2 separate regions of the Homo sapiens genome follow, and region 1 is linked to region 2. A link is an interaction called in ENCODE POLR2A ChIA-PET data of the cell type or tissue named here. Cell type or tissue: GM12878. All regions are shown on one strand. Each heading gives the region's core, and the rest is flanking DNA. Links, peaks and the distances in the headings are about the cores only.

Region 1 (15,708 bases), core at 7,529-15,528, 140 kb before region 2:
AAGACACAGGGACTAATGAATGGCCTTCCCGGGAACACCACCCTCAACTTTCATTTAAGTGCTCAAGGCCTCCAGCCCGCAGGGCATTTTCCTGCTCATTTCTCATTGCACGGGATGCCACTTTACCAGGAGAAAATGGAAGCTCAGAGGGGACTGATGATTTGCCTGAATATTATGGAAGAGTTACGTGACAAGGCTTAGACAAGACCACCTTCTGGCTCCCAATCCAGGACTCTCTGGATCTCTTTTTTCTATGAGGCTCAACCACATTCTAGTTACCTGGACCAGGTCAACAGTGAAGTCCCACAGGCTGATTATGGCACGGGATCATGGTACATTGATAGTTAAAGAGGCTCCAAAGAAAGAGAAATGGGGGCACCTACAAGCTCCCAGCCCCACCTCAGGAAACAGATCAGCCTTTCTTGTAAAAGACTTCAGATTCCCAAAGGCTCAATTTGAGGCAACTCTTCCCATTACTTGCTAAAGGGTATTTCTTTCAAGCCAATCTGAAGAGGAAGGTGGAGAAAACAAGATTCTCAACTGCACATTTCCATCAAGGTTAAATGTCATCGTGCACTTGTGACCTGGGCACAGTGTCTTGCATGAGAACTCGGCTTCTAGTAGGCTCTTAGAACAAAGCCAAGTTCATGGAAAGGAGGATAAAGCAGTGACCCCCATAAAAATATCTGTGGGAAAAAGCTCTCTAAATATCTGACTAAACATTCCCATCGCAGACAGAAAACCCAATTCCAATGTCCTTTCTTCAGCAGGAAGTTACATTGCGTAAGAAGAATTTAAGAAAACTCACCCCAAAGCTGGGGGAAGATGTTATAAACTCTCGCTGTGAAACACAGACTTTCTGTTGTAACAGAAATAAGAGAAAACCCCATATACAAACACAAAGCAACCTTAGCTTTTTACCTTGTCCCCAACAGGGACAGAACAGTTTTGAAACTTCAGTTGGTTTTGTTTAATGAAATGAAAATATTTAGAAAGACAGTATAACAGAGAAAACCTTAGCTGAAAAATGGCTTACAAAACAGTAGACATGATGCTGAAACTATGTGACAATCTAGATAAAATACTACACAAAAACAAAGTGGGTTTATTCAGGGTGGTGGGATGAGAGGGTGTTTTCACATCCTTTAACGCTGCCCAAAGGTCTGCCCTGTAAGCAGCCTCTTCCGCCGCACGCTGGGGACCGGGATACAGCACACAGCCCCATGCGGGGTTCCCTGTTCCACAGCCCACCCCCAGCCTGTGTCAGCATCGCCGTATTCGACCCCTACAGTGCTGCATAGAGGCTGTCACAACACCCATCCCTATTACCTGCACACCTTCCCTTGTGCCTGTGCCACGTCCTAAGGGCTCCTACATGTAATAGTGAAACATGAACACACCTGCCTTAACAAATATGTACCAAGCACCAGCAATCCTTTGAGGCAGATACTCTAAATTCCCACTGCTTATTTCGCTGAGGCACAGGGTAGGGGGCACGGGGTGGGTGGACAAGTGACTGAACTTGTCCAATGTCACACAGCTGGTAAATGGTAGAGCCAGGACTCAAACCCAGGCAATGATAGCTCCAGAGTGCGAGTTTTCAACCATCACACAATCACGGAAGCAAACGCTGCTGCGTATGGTTATGACCGCAGGAACTGAAGGGATTTGTGTCTAATTTTCCATGGTTAATCTTCTTAAAGTAACTTTTTAAAAGCTCTGTATTTATACATTTTCACCCACAAAACTACGAGTCAACCATCAGATATGGGAGGCAGTGTACTATCTTAAGTAACATTAGTGACTCTACAGGCTAGGCTCTGGGCAAAATGCAGCCCCCACTCATCTCTCCCCTAAAAGAAAATGAGAAAAAATGAGGCTTTGAGAGTCCCAGGTTCCCAGCCAGCAAGTGATGGAGTCAGGGCTTGCGCCCAGGCCTTCTAGTTCTAGTTTCTTCTACACATTGTACTGGAACATGGGAAAGATTACCAAGCTGTGAAAACAGACAGTGACTCACGTGGACTTTATGACCCCGGGGAAGCCAATTTCTCAAGACCTTAGTTTCTTAGCTAAGAGGCTGTTTTTAATTTTTTTTTCTCCCATGCAAAACCATGGTTTTCAAGGGCGCCCATTTTCCTACTGTCCCACCGTTCTATTAATCGGAAGCTATGGGCTGGGTGCCATGGCTCACGCCTGTAACCCCAACACTTTAGGAAGCCAGGGTGAGAGGATTGCTTGAGCCCAGGAGTTCGAGACCAACCTGGGCAACATAGCGAGACCCCATGTCTACATTAAAAAAAAATTAGCTGGGTGTAGTGGCATGCACCTGTGGTCCCAGCCACTCAGGAGGCTGAGGTGGGAGGGCTGCTTGAACCCAGAAGATCCAGGCAGCAGTGAGCTGAGATTGTACCACCGTACTCCAGGCTGAGTGACAGAGTGAGACCCTATCTCTTTAAAAAAAACAAAAAAAAAGAAAAATCAGAAGCTATGATCCCTCCTCCCCCAGGCCTCCCTCCCACCCATCCACATGAGATGACCTTCAGCTGGTTTCACTCTGACCAAAGCAAAGGTCTTCAATACCTACTTAGCCCACACAGGCTGTTTTCCTTAGGACTCAAATACTGAAACAATTCCAACGTTTCACTCATGGACACTAGACTGGGAATCCCTGAACCCAATGACCCTAAAAAGGTTCCCTTCAATTCTGAGAGCCCTGTAGCACTGAAGCAAAACTGCTGGCCAGAAAACATTTGAATGTGGCCACCAACAGCCATGAGGACTCTCTCCCAGAACTCAGGCAGGGTCTGACTCCCCCGCCATGGGCTCAGGCAAGCTAAAAAGATGCCCGACAGTAACTAGCCAGGGACAGAACGAGCAATACGTACAAGCCAGACCCAAGACCTGTGCCAAGGCTGCCCTGCACTTTCTCCTACTACCAAGATTAAGGATGAAAGAAAAGCAAGGCCTCCTTGTAACCGTGAAATAAAATGACCAGTCACCCCCACCCACTCAGGCTGAGAGAAAGGGGCTGGAAATCCAAGCTTCTGACTAAACCCCAGGAGTGTCAGAGCTAGCAGCCTCCATCTCTAGAGGGCATCCTGGTTCCTGTTCACTTTCCTGCTCCAACAGGACACACAAATCCTCAGAAAGAGCCCAAGCCCCCTGCCATATCACGAGGCCAGAGGAGCACGTTCACTCTGCCCTTTCCCTCCCCACCACCTCCGGGAGTCTGGCAAGAGTGGTTTACCTAAGTCCTCACCTCTCTGGCTGTCCCATCTGTTGCCTAGTCCTTGCCAGCCCCTTCCAGGTTCTGCTCGGATAAACAGAGACAGAGACAGTTTGCAGCTAAATGGCTCTAGGGGAGAGAATAGCTCCCAGCACTGCTGGCAGATGGTGGAGTGATAAGGGTGTGAGTGGAGCAGCTCAGTGGGACCAGAAGAGCTGGGCCACACCTACAGCTTGTTCCTTGATTGCGGAAAGAGGCCTGGCCTGGGTTTTCACCGGGGCAAGGGAGCCTCAGGACTCCCTGGACTCCCTCACCAAGAGGCTGGCACTCAGCTAAGATGATGGTCTACCTCTGCTCTCCAGTCTGTAAGTCACAGAACTATTGTCAGCTAGATTTAAGGAATTTGGTTCCCAGCCATTACTTTTAGCCTTCATGTTCAAATTAAAAGGGAAACGTATTTATAATGAATCTACTCACCTACACAGTCCCACAGGCAACATTATAGATCAAAGCATCTGGCAGGACATATTCTGGCCCCCACTGATTACAACCCCCCGAAAGCCCAGTGTGGCCGATTTTCTCAAATGATATTCATCATTTCAAATCAAATTAGCCACTAGAAGTATTCTTCAAATAAACACATACAGAACCTTTGAGGAAAAGAGGAGAAGGGAATTAACCCTCCCAGAGGCCATTCTGCCCTGCCTTTAGTAAACTAAAGAGGGTTTTAGGTCTAGGTGGAAAGATTATGCAATTTAAAAATAAGGGTAGCAGACGTTTGAGGATGGAGATGTCCCAGATCCATTTTCAGACTGGAAAACCAGTTTGGCATCTGGAGTGACAGGACCAGGATTAAATTCTGGTTATGCTACCTACTGGCTGTGTGACCTTAGGCAAGTTACCCGACCTCTCTAAGCCTCACTTTCCTCCTTTGTAAAATGGGATGATACAACCTCCAATAGCTCTTCAGGGGTCTGCCTTTTCCACCAAACCCTAAACGAAGCACATTTCTCAAAGTTCCGTCCTTCACTGCCTCTTTAGTAGTCTTCTCTCTACAAACTCCTCCATTCAATGCCATGAGCATCACCTCCAAAAGGAGGGTTCATGGGTCAACAAACTAACTCCAGATATTAGCTTCCACATGCCTTGCAGAGTCCCTCTTCCTCGGGCCTCTGTGTGCAATGGATCAAGTTCTCAGGCACCTGGTGAAAACCCCACATTACCTTGAGTTGCTTCCTGCTCTGCGCATTCAGCCAGGAGCCAGGTGCTTCTATTACGCCACTGGTAGCTCCCTCCTCATCTCTCCTCTATTCCAGAGCCTGCAATAGCCTACAGCCTCCTTTCCCACTATGTTCCCAAATATGTCTTATTTCCCAAGTCTTCAGTCCCCTGGACACACCCTCCCTGCTCATGCTGTTCCCACAGTTCCCCCAGACCACCACCAATATGCTACTGTTCCCTCAGAGCCTAACTCTAGCTATGTGTCTGTTGTTTTCTAGAACTCCTTTCTTCTCCATTCCCAGAGGTTGAACTCAGGGTTTCATCACTTCTTTCTCTTAGAGATTTCCTGCCCAAGGGTATGCCCCAGCCTAAACACCAGCCTCATTGCCCAGGAGTCAGGGTATCTGCTCCTGATCAGGATGCCTCTGCCTGGGAACCCTCCGCAGTCAAGGTCTTCACACTGCACCACCATTACACTCCAGCACGTGGTACCTGAGACTTACCCAGCATTTGCTAAAGGAACAGATACTTTGGTCATCTGGACAAGTTTACTGAACACAGTGTTCAGTAGAAACCAGATTATATATATATATACACCCTTTCTCCTAAGAGATGACAATGGAAAAATCACATGTGTGCTGAATTACAGACATGTTTATAGAAAACTGTCTCACTTATTAAGAACTAAAGGGTAACAGAAAAATTTAAATAACTTGCTAGACTTAGGGGAGATAAGAATTTCAGCAGTGCTGACTCCATGTTAGACGTGAGGGTGGGGGCAAGATCTGAAGAGGTAAACTGGGGTGAGAAGTACAGCCGCCCCCTCATTTCCCACAGTCAGCCCCAGACCACCAAAGGCAGCAGACTCATGGGTGTGCAGGTGTGTGGGATTGAGCAGTGCTTCCAGGTGAGGGTGCCATCTTCTTCCGCAGCAGACCCATTATCCCTCCTGCACCCTTATCCCAAAATGGGGCATCTCTACCTCCTTTCTGGAGAGGGATGGACCTCCAGCAATTGTAACCTACAAGGCCATGACAGTCATGGGAAGCATATCTAGAGGAAGATCCTTAGTACAGATTTGCAACCTGGGGGCATCTACTTACCTAAGGTGGGACAATCATTTTTTGTTTTTGAGACAGGGTCTCCGCTGTCGCCCAGGCTAGACTACAGTTGCCTGATCACTGCAGCCTCAACCTCCCAGGCCCAAGCGATCCTTCCACCTCAGCCTCTCGAGCAGCTGGGATGTGCCACCACACCCAACTAATTTTTTAAATTTTTTTGTAGAGACGAGGTCTCCTCATGTTGCCCCAGCTGACAGTCATTTTAGAAAAAAAACACCGGAATGCAAGCAGTCCCTTTTTGGGGAGCTTAATGCATATTGGAAGCCCTTGGTTAAGAGCTTGTACGTGGCTTGGTAAATGCTTCCACTCCAACCTCTAGGACCTGTGTACAAGCAAGTGTACTCTGGCAGCCTCTCAGTGAGCCCTCAGAAATCTCTAAAGACTTCTCTCTGATTCATCCTTCTGCCTGCTTAGGTGAGCTGCATAGAATGTTTTTCAGTCTGGGTTCAACCAGCAGGTAGAAACCAAACAGTAATCTAAGAAAGGGAAGTTTAATACAATAAATATGACACTTGAGTAAACTATAAAGATGAAATAACAATCTAAAGGATGCCCTGGAACAGATGAAAAATATCTCCCAAAATTTGGTAGGGCAGGGGTTTTTTCTGAGTTTGTTGAAGAAAGTATAGATGGCAGAAAAACTCCTGGGTACCTAGGCCAGAGATCCCCCACAGTCACCAAGCAGCAGGGGCAACCCTCTAGGGTACAGGCAAGCAAGTCTGGGTGTAGACAGTCAAGCAGACAGAAGGAAGGAGGGGCACACACAGGGAGTCATCAGGTGCTGCTGGACCAGAGTGAAGAGGCCTCCCTCCATAGGAGCTTACCACGTCAATGTATACCCTAGGCCAGAGCAGCTTAGGGTTGTGCTGAGGACAAAGATCAGGTGGCTAGCTCACCAGATGGCCAGCACCAGGGGGGCTTGGGGTACACACATGGGGGCTGAGAGGCTGTAGGAAGCAATGATCTGGGTTGGATAAGGACCACCCAGTCTTAGGCTCCTGGTACCACCGATGCCAGAGCTGCAGAAAACAGAGCAACAGATGCTGGAGAAAGGTGTGCCCTGCAGGAATATAGGAGTGCAGGAAAAGCATGCGCATGCACACATATGAAATCAGGAAGAAAAATCCCTTCCTCCTACAAGGTCCCCTTCAGAGCCCTCTACTTACAAAAGGCAAAGAAAAAACATTTAAAGGGCCCAGACCCATTTTCAGAGATCAGGCAACTGAGGGTGAATTTGGAGCAGGAAGGCAATACTTAAAAACTGGCACAAGTTATAGATCTCTACATCACCAACCCAGAGTCATTTCTAACAACGAACATTTTTATTTAAGTCTGGGGTTTGGGGAAAAGCGGGTATAAAACATGGGTCCTATACACTGAATTGGCAGAGATAATAAATACGTGACAGCCCTTTAGTCAACAGCAGGGGTCAAGGCAGGACCTTAGTGGGGCTTCCAACAGGGCAAATTTCAGAAATGTAGAGAGAAGCAGGGCAGGCAAGACATGGGGTACGGCACAGAGCGTCTGCAGGCAGAGATGGACACAGCCAGTTCATGGACAGACAGCTTCTGAGGCCACACTAGAAGGGCAGGGAGGAGCTGGTGGGGCCCAGGGCTGCTAGGAAGAAAGTATGTGAAGCTGTGGCTGCTTCACAAATGCTGCTGCTGGATGGACTGGAGGAATGTGTTTTCTTTCCTGTCCCCTCTACTTAAAACAGAAAACTGACCACATCACATAGGAACATGAAATAAGGGAAAAAACGAAGAACTCCAAGTTGGATGCCCATTGATTACAACTTTAGTTGGTTTTGTTGTCCCGAAGACTTAATTTCTCTAAAGCAGATTCAGTTCACAGGGGAAGAGTGGTTTGTCTTCTGTCGGATCTCTAACTCCCCTGCCAGAATATAGGTAAATGTGGTCTGCCTTATCAAATTTTTTTGGGGGGGACGGGGGGGACAGGGTCTTACTCTGTCACCCAGGTTGAAGTGCAGTGGCGCAATCACAGCTCACTGCAGCCTCAACCTCCTGGGTTCAATCGATGCCCCCACACTTCAGCATCCTGAGTAGCTGGGACTACAGGCATGTCACCACACCTGGCTAATTTTGGTATTTTTTGTGGAGACAGGGTTTTGCCATGTCGCCTAGGCTGGTCTCAAACTCCTGGCCTCAAATGATCCACCTGCCTCAGCCTCCCAAAGTGCTGGGATTACAGGCACGAGCCACCCCACCCAACTGCTTTATCAATTGCTAATCAATGAGCTTATGAGTTGTTTCTGATTTTTCCTATAACTGAAAACACATAAACACCCTCCTAGACACATCATCATCTGGTTACTTCCGGAGGAAACATATTACGAAGGGAACCCAACCTTTTAAAGTCAGTTAGCATAGAATCAAGCTATTCCCCTCACTCTCACCCTTAACCTCCCACCAAAAAGAAAGGTCACACTGATTTATCCTCTCGTTGTATACCCAAGAGCATGAAGTCATCCACACTGACAGTGAATACTGTACTCCTATTATTATTATTATTTTTTTTGAGATGGAGTCTTGCTCTGTCATCCAGGCTGGAGTCAGTGGTGCGATCTCGGCTCACTGCAACCCCTGCCTCCCGGGTTCAAGTGATTCTCCTACCTCTGCCTCCCAAGTAGCTGGGACTGTAGGCGCCCACCACCACACCCAGCTAATTTTTGTATTATTTAGTAGAGATGGGGTTTCGCTATATTAGCCAGGATGGTCTCGAACTCCTGACCTCAAGTGATCTGCCCACTTCAGCCTCCCAAAGTGCTGGGATTACAGGTCTGAGCCACCGCACCCGGCCACTGTCCTCCTTTTTAATCTTTACCAAAAAAGAACATCTCCCTGTTTTAATTGATGCCATCTTTTCATATGCTTCCTTCCTGGTCTTCCTACTCCCCCATGCCCTTTGCCCATTTTTAATGTTGGGATGTTCTCATCTCATTTAATCTCCACAACAAACTAAAAAATGTGAGGCAATTAGTTTGAGGTCACAGAGCTAATCCCAGTGGAGTCAGTGTTTGGACTCTGGTCCCAACCTTGGGTCTAAGCTCTTATACTTTCTACCACACAATACCGTTGCTCGAGGAGGATTGAGAATCCCCAAATAAAGTTGTAGTTCTAAAAAATTAAGGTACCAAAATTATTGCATTTGTGGATACCCATCCAGGAAGATGTAAACCATTCCAAGGAAAGGCAGGGGGAATCGAATTTTTTTTTCTTTCCAAATTGATATGAGAAAGTAATAATGTAGACAACAAAATGGCCAGTCGGGAATCACCCAATGGTTTAACGTATCCAGGGGTCCTGGTCTGGTAACACTTCCGCACCATAGGCAGAATCCCCTGCAGATATGTTTTGTGATGACTCAGTTTTGATTATTCATACGAAAGGATGAGAGACTGCTGGGGCTTAAACTAGCCTCGTCTTAAACACCTGTCAGAGCTGGCTACAGGTGGAGAAAATCTGCTTTTCCTTCCCTCCAACATCACAGCCTGCAGTGAAGGGAGATCAGCACAACTTTACAACCTGCCACAGGGTTGGGACAGTGGCACAGGGCTGGTCCAGACCCCAGCTCTCCTGTGAAGGAAAGGGATCAAAGAACCAGCGTTACCCACCAACTGTACCATCTCACTCTTGGTGTGTGTGGGGGGTGACGGCGTGGGGGCGGGTAAAGGGTCTGGCCTGTGTTCTGTGTTGCCCCATCTGGTCTTGAATTCCTGGGCTCAAGTGATCCTCTCACCTCAGCCACCAGCTTGTAGCTGGGACTACAAGTGTGCCACCACGCCTGGCTTACCTCATTCTTTTACTTGTTTTTCAACAACATGCACATGAATTCATACATAGATTGTGACCCAATTTCATTACCAGAAAGAAGCTCCAAGAATTTCTTTCCCAGGGCCTTACAGACCATCCACTCTAATATCTCTTTTACAGCAGAGGAGACCAAGGCACAGGGAGACAGAGCCTTGCCCAAGGCTGCCCTGGGGAAGAGAACCAGGATTACTACCACGTGTCCCAGGGGACTGGGGAGTCCAGTCCAGTAGTCAAAATTATCATTAGTAACAAAGTCTTTTTCTCACAGTCTATAGCTTCCATTCTGGGCTATCAACATAAAAACAGAAGAGCCAATGGCCCGAAATTAGCCGGGTATGGTGGCTCATGTCTGTAATCCCAGCTACTAGGAAGGCTGAGGCGCTTGAACCCGGGAGGCAGAGGCTGCAGTGAGCTGAAATGTACCACTGCACTCCGACCCAGCCTGGGCAAGAGTGAGACTGCAACAACAACAACCAAAAAAGCGCCAATGTGTCACCTCTTCCTCCCACCCCACTGCCCCCACCCAGGTTGGGCTGCTTGTATTTCTTCCCCCTTGCTGTTACCACCACCTCACCCACATTTATCTGACTTAGCACACGGTGTGATAACAGGTCTGACACACCAAGGACTCCTGGGCAGAATGGGCCATATTCACTTCTGCATCTCTAGTGCCTACCACTCAACACACAATCAATATGAGAACAAGAAGGGGAGGGACAGTAAAGGAACCAGGACCTAATCTAAGGACATTTTGTATTCTTTGACCATTTTGATCAAACATTTTAAACACTGTTCTAGCAAACCATTCTTGGATAATTTCACACACACCCCCCTCCCCAGCATCCCTCCCTCTGGTCCCTGGCTCTGTGCCAGTCCTGGCCCTCTTCTCCATAAGTATCCTAAGCATCTACCAATTCCCGAGCTTTCCCCTCTAGGCCTCACTCCTCAAGACACAATTACGTGGTGTCATCTCAAGGCAGTACATCACCTAAAAACATGACTCAGGAAACAAATACAATTAAATAAATCTATAAACAAACACAGGCCTCAGGGATGGGGGAGGTGAGAAAGAAGGCAATTAAAAATTAATAGAAACGCACAAGCATAAATTACATTTACTGGACTAGAAACAGAATCCCATTATATAAACTGTTATCCAAGTGACCTTGTACAAGTGCTTCTGGAAATAAGTAGGCCATCAGCCCAGTCTTGGCAGTCTTGGTGTAGAGATTGGGGGGGAAGGAAGGGGGAAAGGAAGGGGGGAAGGAAGGAGGAATCTGTTGTCTGTTATGTGGGCTCCTCATGTCTACAGACACATACAAACAAGGAGACTATTTTCACATAGGTACGAAAAAGTGATTACTGTCATTTTACATAGTAAAATGTACAAGAATTCAACTAATGACCAATTTACAAAATTTAAAGATGACCCCTCTCAAACTCATAAGATCGACTTTCAAAAGTACACCATTCCCCACCACTTAGTTCCACTGGTGTGATAACTGGCCACACACAGAGAAGCAGAAATTTCAAATTTTAAAACAAGCACTTTAATATTAAGCACTCAGGCAATCAAATTCAATCCATTATTTTCCCAGGCAAGAATAATCTATGGCAGGGGTCCCCAAACCCCAGGCCATGGACCCCTAGCGGTCCATGGTCTGTTAGGAACGGGGCCACACAGCTGGTGGTGAGCAGTGGTGGGCAGGCCTGCAAGCATTACTGCCTGAGCTCTGCCTCCTGTCAGATCAGCTTGACATTAGATTCTCACAGGAGGGCGAACCCTTTGTGAACTGCGCATGCAAGGATCTAGGTTGCATGCTCCTTACGAGAATCTGACGCCTGATGATCTAGGGTGAGACAGTTTCATCCCGAAACCATCTCGCATATCCTCCCACCCTGGAGTCCGTGGAAAACTGTCTTTCACAAAACCAGTCCCCAGTGCTAAAAAGGCTGGGGACCACGGATGTACCTCACTTCCATCAGGTACTCTACAGACAAACTCTTTCAAAACAACCACTGCCTTTCCAATTCTATTAAATTATACTTGGCAATTCTTGTCCCTCAAGAACCGTAAGTCTAACCAAATGATGAAACCCCGTCTCTGCAAAAAATACAAAAATTAGCTGGGCATGGTGGCCTGTAGCATGTGTGTTGTCCCAACTACTCGTGAGGCTGAGACAGAAGAATCGCTTGAACCCAGGAAGCAGAGGTTGCGGTGTACCCAGATCGTGCCACGGCACTCCAACCTGAGCGACAGAGTGAGACCCTGTCTTAAAAAAAAAAACAAAACTGTAGAGTTTGAGAGCATCCCCAACATTTCCCTGCAAGATAAACGTTTACATTTGTCTTCCTTCCAAAATAAAAATGTAACCTCAAAATCAAAAAAGCATTGAACATGCTGCAACTTGAGATTACATATAGCATATTAAAAATAACCTTCTGTAACTTCAATAAGTGTTCACAATTATACAAATGACATTGTATTTTAAGTAATTTAATAAATTGCTTTGGGAAGTCTCAATTTCTTGGTAGTTAGGATGAAGGTTTCCAGTGACACATTTTCTTAAAAGAGAATATGCTCTTGGTTACAGCGAAGGGGACACCAGAAAGTGAGGTACTACAACCTCAGACTGCAGGACTCCTTGGCTTATCCATTTGGAGTCTTGTAGGGTAGCAGCTTGGAGAGAACTGCCTGACTCGCTCTTCCAAAAGCAGGCACAAAGAGTGCAGAAAGTTCTGCAGAGTAGACATGTGTAGAGATTTTTAAATAATGTTGTACTAGGCCAGGCACAGTGGCTTACACCTGTAATCCCAGTGCTTTGGGAGGTGGAAGTGAGAGGATCACTCGAGGCCAGCCTGGGCAACAGAGAGAGATCCTGTCTCTACAAGAATAAAAAACATATAAAAATAATGTTGGATTAAAGTGCATGGTCTAACACTTTGGGGAAGGGAAAAAAAATAGAGAAATGAGATAAAGGTATCAAGGACACTCCTTATAATAAAACAAATTAACCACTGCACACCTAGTGCCCACCCATTAGCTGAGTGAGGGCTTGTCCATATGCCATGGGCGCAATTGGATACACAGTCAAGTGGTGACTGAGGTGTCTTCATTTCACAGAGAAGTAAACTGGTTCACAGGATCAGAAAGTTGTCTGATGTTCCCAGAAAAAGTAGAGGGAGAGGGCAGGAACTGAGAACCCAGATGGGCCGCCCCCAGCCCAGAGCTGCATGGAGGGAAATGGGCATCCCCATCCTCGCTGAGCACGTCCAAGCTGATCCTTGATCCAGGCAGGCCACCCCTAAAACCCCATCCCGGAGGCCTCTAGACACCAGCACCCCTTAACAACAACTACTATCCTCCCCACCCATACCTCTTCTCAGCCTGGTTTCTCCTGGCTTAAAACATCCCTTATCTTGCTTCTCTCCATCCTTACCCCCATCCTTGAAGGCCCAGGTTCAAATCCTGTCTCCTCTTCCATGAGGACAGCCTTGATTCCCCCAGTCCATCGATTTCATCCTCTTCTCCTGGCACTCAGGATCCCCCAAAAGGAGTACCAAGCCCTCACCACCTGGAATCCACTCTCCTGGCTACCATGCTTCCCAGGAGAAATGGTTCCAGGTGAGCCAGGAGGCTGGAACTAAGCAGCCTGTCCCTCAGGTGGCAAATGACAGCCAAGGGCTGGCAGGCCCCGCCCACGGCACACAGCCACTAAATGCCAGCGCTCCTCCTCTCACACTGAGCATCCAGTTAAATTGGGCTCCCTCTGGGATGCTGCCTCTTCTCCACAGTCAGACATCATCCTCCTCCCAGAGGAAAACACTTCTAGTGATGTGTGACCCTGGGTGGCAACTTCAGAGCAAGGCGGCAAAGAAGCAAACCAGCTCCCTGCTCCATCTCGGATTCCTGTCCCGCCTCTTCTCCCTTTCTCAAAGGCTGGTTAAATCCTAACACCTTACTGACAAGTGTTTCAGGACTGTTGTTTTCAAGTTGTTGCTTTTTAAGTATCAAAATAAACCATATACATTTTAAAATACGTATCCTCAAAAAAAAGTAACACTTTGGCCTTTTATCCAAATGTTCTATAAAAGGGGAGGCATCATTCAGGCCTTCGACCAAGACTTGCTTCCGTATTTAAAGAAGTGCAATAGTAACATAGCTTTCTCCGGCCACCCGCCAAGAAAAGTTTTTGTCGCCACAGTAAAAAGAGAACATGTTTGCTCAATATGTGGGCACTATTGAACTGCTTAAAAACTGGGCCTCTTTTACCAAGCAATTTGAGTCACCTCAGTTTTAAACGAGTCTCTGCACGTTCCCTTCATATACCATAGGTGATCACATATGTGGAGGGACGAGGGACCACAGCAATCCCAGTGCCACGGGCTTCCAATCTCGCCGGTCTGCCTGTCACTCTCCCTGGGGGCGTCCAATCTTCTCCCCCAGCCTCCGCTATCTCTAAATTGATGGCTGCCCACTCTGTGGTCCATTGTGACCTTCTTCTCTCTCCCTCTCTAGATGGTGCCCATGGGCCCCTAGTCGTGAGTGGGGTAGAGATGAAAATAAAGAATCATCACCCTGAAGCCGCTGGTGGCTACCTGAAGCTTCATGATACCATTCTCTGTATCTGCACTTGTTTGAAAATTTCCATTATAAAGAGTTAAAAAAAGACGATCCATCAGAACTTTGAAGAATAAAAGTTTTTTAAAAAAGAGAAACATTCAGTTAAAAATAGGAGTATTCATGAGAGATATTTTAAGTTCATTTGAAGGAAATAATTCCTTATGTGGTAAAGGAAAAGAACAAAAATATAATGGCTGCATCTCAAGAATAAAGTTACATAAAAGTTCCTTATAAACAAGCTTCAAAGACAACCATAAAATAATAAAGGTAAAAATATATCTCACTAGTTCCAAATGTTGACTATTTAGAAAGGATAGCATTTGTAACACTTCGACCCTTTCATTATTAGACAAATATATTTGAATCTGAAAATATCATTCGGCTTCCCAGTGAACAATCTAGAGCCAGACCTGGAGGGTTAAAAACACACATGCACATAAAACTCACCACAATTGTGTTATTCCCTGATCAAGACTCAAAAAAGAAGTACTTTGGAGAACCAGTTGGATGTTAAGTGCTTCTCAAAGAAAATAAACAATTAGAAAAATTTCTACCAGGCACTTTGGGAGGCCAAGGCAGGTGGATCACCTAAGGTTGGGAGTTCGAGACCAGCCTGACCAGCACGGAGAAACCCTGTCTCTACTAGAAATACAAAATTAGCCAGGCATGGTGGTGCATGCCTGTAATCCCAGCTACTCAGGAGACTGAGGCAGGAGAATTGCTTGAACCCAGGAGAAAGAGGTTGCAGTGAGCCAAGGTCATGCCATTGCGCTCCGGCCTGGGCAACAAGAGGGAAATTCTGTCTCAAAAAAAATTCTGAAGCACAAATAAACTGCAGCAAGTTTATGGTCCATAGAAATATCTTCCCAGAGCATTAACACTTTCATATTCATGAGTTCAATGGATTCCAATAATAAACATGTGAAATTGGCTGTGCAGGTTTCATGCGATTCTGCAGGGAGGTGGGAAACAGGAGCTAAGTGGGTTGCCATAGCTACAAAGACATTTGATGTCAGCTCTGGGACCAAAACCTACTTCAAGTTCTCTACATCAGCCAGTCCCTGACCCCCAACTCCCAGGATCTCCACTCCCTGTGACAGCTCTTGCTGCTTCTGGGGTCTTGCACCAATAGCAATCTCCACTGTTTCCCCCATCTTCAGCCTCTCCCTCTCCAAAGGCACCAGGCACATGCTCCTTGTCATGCCCATTTGTCCTGCCTTGACCCTCCCAATCCCCCTCACCTTCTAGAATCTTCGCAGTCCTTGCACCCTCCTGACTTTCTAGGGCACCCAATACTGCTGGCCACCATGTCTACCCCACCCCAAGCTCAGGAACCCCCAGGGTTCTCTTGCATGTTGGCAGCCTTTGCTCCTTGGCCCCATCCCACAAAATGGACTTGCTCCACAGTTCTGGGCCCAAGTCTATTGCTGGGTCTTCCCTTACCCCCTATTCTTGTCCCCTAGACATCACTACAGACTCCCATATCCCGTATGCTAAAAAATGCCCCAATATACCTGTGTCATGGCCCTTCTCCTAACCTCCCTTAGTTGGTTTCCAAATTCCTTTACACCCACCAGGAGTCTTTCTCTCACCCACCTCTTCCAAACAACACACATACATATTTCAATCTTGTACTATCCCTGCCCTGGTTTGAGCCCTCAGTTTCCCCTCTACTAAGACTAA
Region 2 (8,000 bases), core at 1-8,000:
CTCCTTGTTTAGCATATAATCAAGAAGTAACAATAAGAATAAGCAGCCCATGCCTCTGCTCTGCCTATGTAGTCGCCATTTTTTATTCCTTTACTTTCTCTTTTTTTGAGATGGAGTCTTGCTCTATCATCCAGGCTGGAGTGCAATGGCACAATCTCAGCTCACTGCAACCTCCATGTCCCAGGTTCAAGTGATTCTCCTGCCTCAGCCTCCCAAGCAGGTGGGACTACAGGCATGCACCACCACACCCAGCTAATTTTTTGTATTTTTGGTAGAGACAGGGTTTCACCAAGTTAGCCAGGCTGGTCTTTAACTCCTGACCTCAACTGATCTGCACGCCTTGGCCTCCCAAAGTGCTGGGATTATAGGCGTGAGCCACTGCACCTGGCCTATTTCTTTACTTTCTTAATAAACCTGTTTTCACTTTATTCTATGGACTCATCCTGAATTCTTTCTTGCGTGGGATCCAAGAACCCTTTTGGGGTCTGGATCAGGAGCCCTTTCTGGTAACACATATACATGGGTTTCACATCCTGCAAATACTTTGTTTCCTTTTCTTTTATCTTTTAGTTGTTTTTTTTTTTTTTTTAGAGACAGGGTCTTGCTCTGTCATTCAGGCTAGGTTGCAGTGGCATGATCATAGCTCACTGAAGCCTCAAACTCCTGAGCTCAAGTGATCAGCCTCCACAGTAACTGGGATTACAGGAAAGCATCACCATGCCTGGCTAATTTTTAAATATTTTTTTTGGTGACAGGGTCTCGCTATGTTGTGCAAGCTGGCCTCAAACTCCTGACCTCAAGCGATCCTCTTTCCTCGGCCTCTCAAAGTACTGAGATTACAAGCGTGAGCAACTGCACCCAGCCAACTATATTTCTGATTTACTTTTTGTTGGGAAAAAATCACTAGTAAGTGGACCTGTGCAGTTCAAACCCGTGTTGTTCAAGGGTCAAATGTATAGTACTTTCCTGAGTTCTGTGAGTTGTTCTAATTATAGAGCCTGAAGGAGGCTTAAGGGATCCCTCCAATTTATAGCCAGTTGGTCAGAAATGAAGATGGCCTGGGACCCCCAACCCCAACTTGCAACAGGCATCTGAAGTGAGGGCAGTCTTTTTGGGAACTGTGCCTCTAACTTGTGGGGTCTATGCTAACTTTTGAGTGGTTAGCATCAGAATTGAAATATTGCAGTATATTCTAAGTCTCTAAGTTGAAGATTTACTGCTATTAACACATTTTGATAGATCTAAATTGTTGATGCCAGAAAGATTTTCAATCTCAAGAATAATCGAGAGCCAACAATTTAGCTTATAGTCTGAATTCAACAGCTTGTATCTCAGCCACAAGTGATAATTTTAGGAAAAGAAGTGCCAAATGTTACACTGAGAAGACAAAAGTCAACTTGGAAATGATCTCTCTCTTCAAGCAAAATAAAAAACTAACATGTAGTCTCCCTTGAAAACTTCTTGTTATAAGCCTGCCAGCCAAGAAATACAACCAGTGAGGGTTTGTCCTTCAGGCCCCAGAAATACGTATTGTTACGTATTTTTGGTCAATTTTAAGTCCTTGCCCTACCCACCACCCACATCAATTCTGTCCCCTTCAATTAATATCCTACCTGAGTTGCTACTCCTAATACTATCTGAGCTCTAATTATTTTAAGTCAAATAAAGTGCCTGGCCCTAATCAATGAAAACTTCTCCTTCTGTCACATTATTTCCTATCAGATTGTTAACTTACTTTGCCTGTCTCACTGAAAATCTTCAAATCTCCCATATTTGCCTCTTTCCTTATTCTACAAAGTCCTAAAACACATAGAATTAACATCATGTTAAAACTTGATGTTGACCAGGCATGGTGGCTCAAGCCTGTAATCCCAACACTTTGAGAGGCCAAGGCAGGAGGATAGCTTGAGCCCAGGAGTTTGAGACCAGCCTGGGAAACACAGTGAGACCTTGTCTCTACAAAACAAAAAAAAAGCCAAAATAAAAAATCTGAAGTTAATATCAGAAAAAGTAAAAATAGAACCAGAATATAAAATATCTGCCTTTGTTATACAAAGCAAAGTTTTCGTAAATCCTCTATATTATAGCTCTAGACAAAACTATTTAATATAGTTGGATTTATTGATTGACAGTGGTATTCTCATTCTCCAAAAAGGTCTTTAGTATCTTTTCACCTATCTTAAGATTATAATACCACTGCTAGGCCTGGTGGCTCACGCCTGTAATCCCAGGACTTTGGGAGGCCGAGGCGGGTGAATCACGAGGTCAGGAGATCGAGACCATTCTGGCTAACATGGTGAAACCCATCTCTACTAAAAAAAATAAAAAATAAAATAAAATAAAAAATCAGCCGGGTGTGCTGGCATGCACCTATAGTACCAGTTACTCAGGAAGGCGAGACAGGAGAATCACTTGAACCCAGGAGACGGAGGTTACAGTGAGCCGAGATCGCGCCACTGCACTCCAGCTTGGGAGACAGAGTGAGACTCGGTCAAAAAAAAAAAAAAAAAAAAAAAAGATTATACTACTACTATCTTTGAAGCCCCTGCACCTTCCTTCCCAATTGCATTCTCCAATCTTATCCTTAGAGGTAACTACTATCCTTGTAGTAACTTTCAGCAGTCATTTTGAACTCCAGCAGAAGTTTTTAATTTTGATGAAGTCTAATTTATTACTTTTCTTTTATGGATCATGTTTTTGGTGTTATATCTAAGAATTCTTTGCCTAACTCCAAATCACAAACATTTTCTGCTTTCTTATTTTGTTCTGCAAAGCACACTGTTAAAAGAATGAAAAGCCAGACACTGGGAGAAAATATCTGGGAGAGGTTTTATAGTTTTATGATCCATTTTGAGTCAATGTTCGTATGTGGTTCAAGGTCTCCTGCTCCCCTCAACACATACAGATGTCTAATTGTCCCAACTCTATTTCTTGAAAGAAATATATCCTTTCCTCGTGGAATCATCTTGGTTGAGAATCAATTGACCAAATATCTGTAGGTCTAGCTCTGGACTCTATATAGTATTATAGTGACCTAGGTATTTATCCTTTCTCAGTTAACTGGGACCACGAACTGAATGGCTTTATCTGGTGGCTACACTGTGATCAGTGTGTTTCTTCATTAGTGGGAATTTGATAGGGTAATCAGCATTCTATAAATAGAAAATGGGATTAACAATTAATAAAAATCAATTCTAGTAAAAGTCCCATCAACAATGACCTTGTCAGGGCACAGAACACTGTACCTCAAAATACGGCACCTTGGCATACTGAGTATTTTAAGCTGAAAGAAACTGTGAAAAGCTTAGAAGCAGAAAGGTCTCTGATCTCTCTCTAGAAGATCCTCAAAGTGACAGGTGTCCTGCCCTATATGCAAAGGAAAGGAATCTTACAGAGAAAGGCCAAGAAGAATCCGAGCAAACAGGCCTTGCTTAGTTACCCTCAGTTTATTACCATAGGATCATATCCCTACTTTTGTCCAATCATACTTCTAAATAACTGTCCATTCTTCATCAAAACTAGGCATAAAAAATAGTTTTCCCTGGGTCTCTGTGTCTTCATTTTTGAAGGCTTCCATGTCATGTAAAACTAATATTAAATAAATTTGCAAGCTTTTCTCTTGTTACTCTGTCTTGTTATGAAGCATCAGCCATAAACTTTTTTCTCCCCTTTAACTTGAAGTCATACAACTCTATGGGGCTTGGGGAAAATAATGTCTAACAACAAAAGAGTGTTAAAGATCAAGTAAGCAAACAGGAAAATACCTAGAATGAACTATACAAATAGAAGATTTGTTCCGATTTTTCATTTAGAAAACTAATTTTAAGTACTTATAAGGACCAAGTTCCGTACTTTTTTCCACATCTAACATTGAAACTTGAACCTAGGATTTTTTTTTTCCTTTTTTTTTTTGAGATGGAGTTTCGCTCTTGCCACCCAGGGTGGAATGCAGTGGCACCATCTCTGCTCACCGCAACCTCCGCCTTCCGGGTTCAAGCGATTCTCCTGCCTCAGCCTCTTTAGTAGCTGGGATTACAGGCATGAGCCACCATGCCCGGCCGGAACCTAGGATTTTAACAATAACAAATAGCCCATCAATCTATATAGATTTGGGCTGGGCACGGTGGCTCAAGCCTGTAATCCCAGCATTTTGGGAGGCCAAGGCGGGCAGATCACATGAGACCAGGAGTTTGTGATCAGCCTGGCCAACATGGTGAAACCCTGTCTCTACTAAAAATACAAAACTTAGCCAGGCATGGTGGTGCACATCTGTAATCCCAACTACTCGGGAGGCTGAGGCACAAGAACTGCTAGAACCCAGGAGGTGGAGGTTGCAGTGAGCCGCAATCCCACCTCTGCACTCCAGCCTGGGTGACAGAGCAAGACTGTGTCTCAAAAACCAAAAAAAAAAATCTATATACATTTGATCTTGCTTTAGGCCAGGCGCGGTGGCTCACACCTGTAATCCCAGCACTTTGGGAGGCCAAGGCGGGCAGATCACGAGGTCAGGAGATGGAGACCATCCTGGCTAACATGGTGAAACCCTGTCTCTACTAAAAATACAAAAAATTAGCCAGGCATGGTGGCAGCCACCTGTAGTCATGAACCTGGGAGGCAGAGCTTGCCGTGAGCCGAGATCGCACCACTGCACTCCAGCCTGGGTGACAGAGCGAGACTCCATCTCAAAAAAAAAAAAAAAAAGATTTGATCTTGCTTTGCATCCCTGATCAGTCATTACAGAAGTGAAGCGGCTGTAGTCAAAATTTCCCCTCATTTTTCCCTGGGAGTTTAGGCATTTTCATTATCACTTTGCCCTCTTCTCCTCCCTCAACCTAAGTATAGGTATCTGAATGCTAAACAAAGATCATTTTAAGGGCTAGAGCACAGTAGTGGGGGAAAAAAAAAGTGGGGTAGGGAGTATCTGTGGGTCATTTTAGGAAATAACGGTAAGATTAGAAATGACAAATAATTCAAGAATCCAGTTGTCCTCTCTCCAATTTTATCTTTCAGAAGAAATAAGGACAAGTACCCTTAGTCAATTCAAATTAAACCCCAGTAATGCCAGTTTCACTGCGTAAAATCAGCCAGATTGAGTGGGAAATTCTAATATACCTCTAGGGTGCTAAGTGGAAAGACCCAATTTCTACACCTGAGTCTGTCTCACACTCCTTCCATTGTGACTAGCTATTTCCCACTCTTATTTCTCTCTTTTTCTCTTATTTTTCTTTCATAGCTTTCAAGATTCTAATTTAACAATTAAACTGCATAACAATTCAAATCATCACAGAGGTTTCCAATTAAATGGTTCCTCCTAAATTACACAGAAACATCTACATTAATTTTTGCTTTGAGGTATAATCTATCAAAAGTTTCACCCTGAAGACTTTTACTAAAAACAAATGAACGATTATAATAAACATCATACCTTCATGATCTAAATGGTACTATTTCTGGTAAAGCATTTGAAATGAAAGCAACAATTAAATTTCCAGTTACCTTTAAAGTAAGTATATATAAGGGCCAGGTGTGGTGGCTCATGCCTGTAATCCCATCAGTTTGGGAGGCTGAGGCAGGGGGATGGCTTGAGCCCAGGAGAGACAATGCTGGGCAACATATGAGACTGTGTCTCTACACACACATAAAAAAAGTAGTCAGGTGTGGTGGTGCATGGCTGTTGTTCCAGCCACTCAGGAGGCTGAGATGGGAGACTTGCTTGAGCCCAGGAGGTCACACCACTGCACTTTAGCCTGGGTAACAGAGCAAGACCCTATCTAAAAAAAAAAAAAAAAAAAAAAAAAAGTAAGTACATATAAAATGTCACTATTGTACTTTACTGAGTCATGGTGACCTGGAGTTATAATTAGTTTTGTTCATATGTTCTGAATCTCTGCAGGCTATTGATAGAATTTCAAGCTTCATCGCCTACTTACCCAGGAAAATATATCATATACATATTTTTGAGAGACAGGGTCTTGCTCTGACACCCAGGCTGGAGTGCAGTGGCACAATCTTGGCTCACCACAGCCTCAACCTCCTGGGCTCAAGCCATTCTCCTGCCTCAGCACCTGTAATCCCACAAGTAGCTGGGATTACAGGTGCTTGCCGCCATGCCCAGCTAATTTTTGTATTTTTTAGTAGAGATGGGGTTTCGCCATGTTGCCCAGGCTGGTCTGGAACTCCTGGATTCAAGCAATCTATCTGCCTCGGCCTCCAAAAATGCTGGAATTACAGGCATGAGCTACTGCACCTGGCACAGCATAGATTTTTATGATGCCAAATATTGATACAAAAAGGCTAAATGGTTTCTAAGAACATGGTACACAAATATTCTTTTTAAAAAACTTTTAAAAATTTAGAAAGGTTAGATAAATAAATACCTCTTTTGAAATAAATGGCTAAACTCACAAAAAAAGCAAGAGGGCCAAGAACAAAGAGGGAGTTGAAAATCAATGGATTTTACTGATTACACAAGACAGAAGACAATACCTGAGGGCTATACAAGCCAGAGAGGGAATTGAGACTTCTGTATGAAACTGTAACCTTCAGAGAGCTTTCTCCTCAGCAAAAGAATGAACAAGTCAAAAATCTACTTAGAAGATAACAAAGAGATCACATGAGCTCTCAATCAAAAATTATAAAACACAGGAATAAAAAAGCTACTATGGACCCGGCATGGTGGCACATGCCTATAATCCCAGCACTTTGGGAGGCCAAGGTGGGTGGATCCCTCGAGGTCAGGCATTCGAGACCAGCCTGGCCAAAATGGTGCAAACCCATCTCTACTAAAAATACAAAAATTAGCCAGGCGTTGTGGCACATACCTGTAATCCCTGCTACTTGGGAAGCTGAAGCAGGAGAATCACTTGAACCCAGGAGGTGGAGGTTGCAGTGAGCTGAGATCACGCCACTGCACTACAGCCTGGCGACAGAGTGAAACTCTGTCTCAAAATAAATAAAAAGTTAAAAAATAAGAATAAAAAATCTACTATGTGTGATAATCAGCAGAAACAAATAACAGCATTTAGACCTGTAAGAACTTTACAAAATGGAATAATCAGATACAGAATAAAAATTATTTTGTTCTATTTTTTGAGACAGGGTCTCACTCTGTCACTCAAGCTGGCATACAGTGGTGTGATCACCACTCACTTCAGCCTCAACCTCCCAGGTTCAAATGATTGTCCTACCTCAGCCTCCTGAGTAGCTAGGATTACAGACATATGCCACCATGCCTGGCTAATATATATATATATATATATATATATATATTTTGTAGAGACAGTGTCACTATGTTGTCCAGTCTGGAAGAATATATTACTTTAAATGACCAGATATGAAAAAAAAGCGAAATAGAATTTCTTGAAATGAAAATATAATCACTATATTGAAGTCTCCAATCTCAAAGAAAAATGCTAAAAAGGCCCACACTGTTTTTGTTTATACAAAAGAGTTTAATTTCTGCATAGAACATTATAGAAACATGCAGGTCAAAAGTACCCAAAAGTAATTTTTTACCGAAAAGTAATTACAGTAGTTAATGTAGCAACGCTACTCTAAGAAATACAGTCCCATGCTCTGGAATTTGTATTTTGATTACACTATAAGAAAATCTGTCTTGTTCACTCATTCACTCATTTAAGAAATATTAAGCCAGGTGCGGTGGCTCACGCCTGTAATCCCAGCACTTTGGGAGGCTGAGGCGGGCGGATCATGAGGTCAGGAGATTAAGACCATCCTGGCTAACAGGGTGAAACCCTGTCTCTACTAAAAATACAAAAAATTAGCCGGGCGTGGTGGCACATGCCTCAACTTCCTGGACTCAAGTGATCCTCCCACCTCAGGCTCCCTAGTAGCTGAGACTACAGGCGTGCACCACCACAACCTGCTAATATTTTCTTTTATTTTATTTTATTTTTATTTTTGAGACGGAGTCCTGCTGTGTCACCAGGCTGGAGTGCAGTGGTGCGATCTCGGCTCACTGCAATCTCCGCCTCCTGGGT

What was found. Peaks named below come from ENCODE experiments on the same cell type or tissue, not always from the same donor. Only the 100,000 strongest peaks of a DNase experiment are listed, where the experiment ranks them.
Region 1: POLR2A ChIA-PET joins it to region 2 with 10 read pairs; 2 of 35 experiments call an interaction of 5 or more read pairs at or near these places.

Annotation. Positions count from the first base shown.
Region 1 is chr2:62,203,167-62,218,874 of GRCh38, reverse strand. The region is part of intron 1 of B3GNT2 (UDP-GlcNAc:betaGal beta-1,3-N-acetylglucosaminyltransferase 2); the gene reads right to left. It overlaps MIR5192 (microRNA 5192), which reads right to left and starts at 13,049; the gene lies at 12,958-13,049. RefSeq lists enhancers at 732-1,231, 2,882-3,381. In GM12878, for the core only: no CTCF peak of the experiment used is centred there; no DNase peak of the experiment used is centred there; H3K4me3 peaks cover 4,542 bases; H3K27ac peaks cover 749 bases.
Region 2 is chr2:62,063,138-62,071,137 of GRCh38, reverse strand. All of the region lies in intron 2 of COMMD1 (copper metabolism domain containing 1), which reads right to left. Among named protein-coding and RNA genes, the nearest start is that of B3GNT2, 130 kb to the left of the region's middle. RefSeq lists an enhancer at 4,911-5,130. In GM12878, for the core only: no CTCF peak of the experiment used is centred there; DNase peaks (open chromatin) are centred at 4,797 and 5,805; H3K4me3 peaks cover 626 bases; H3K27ac peaks cover 2,253 bases.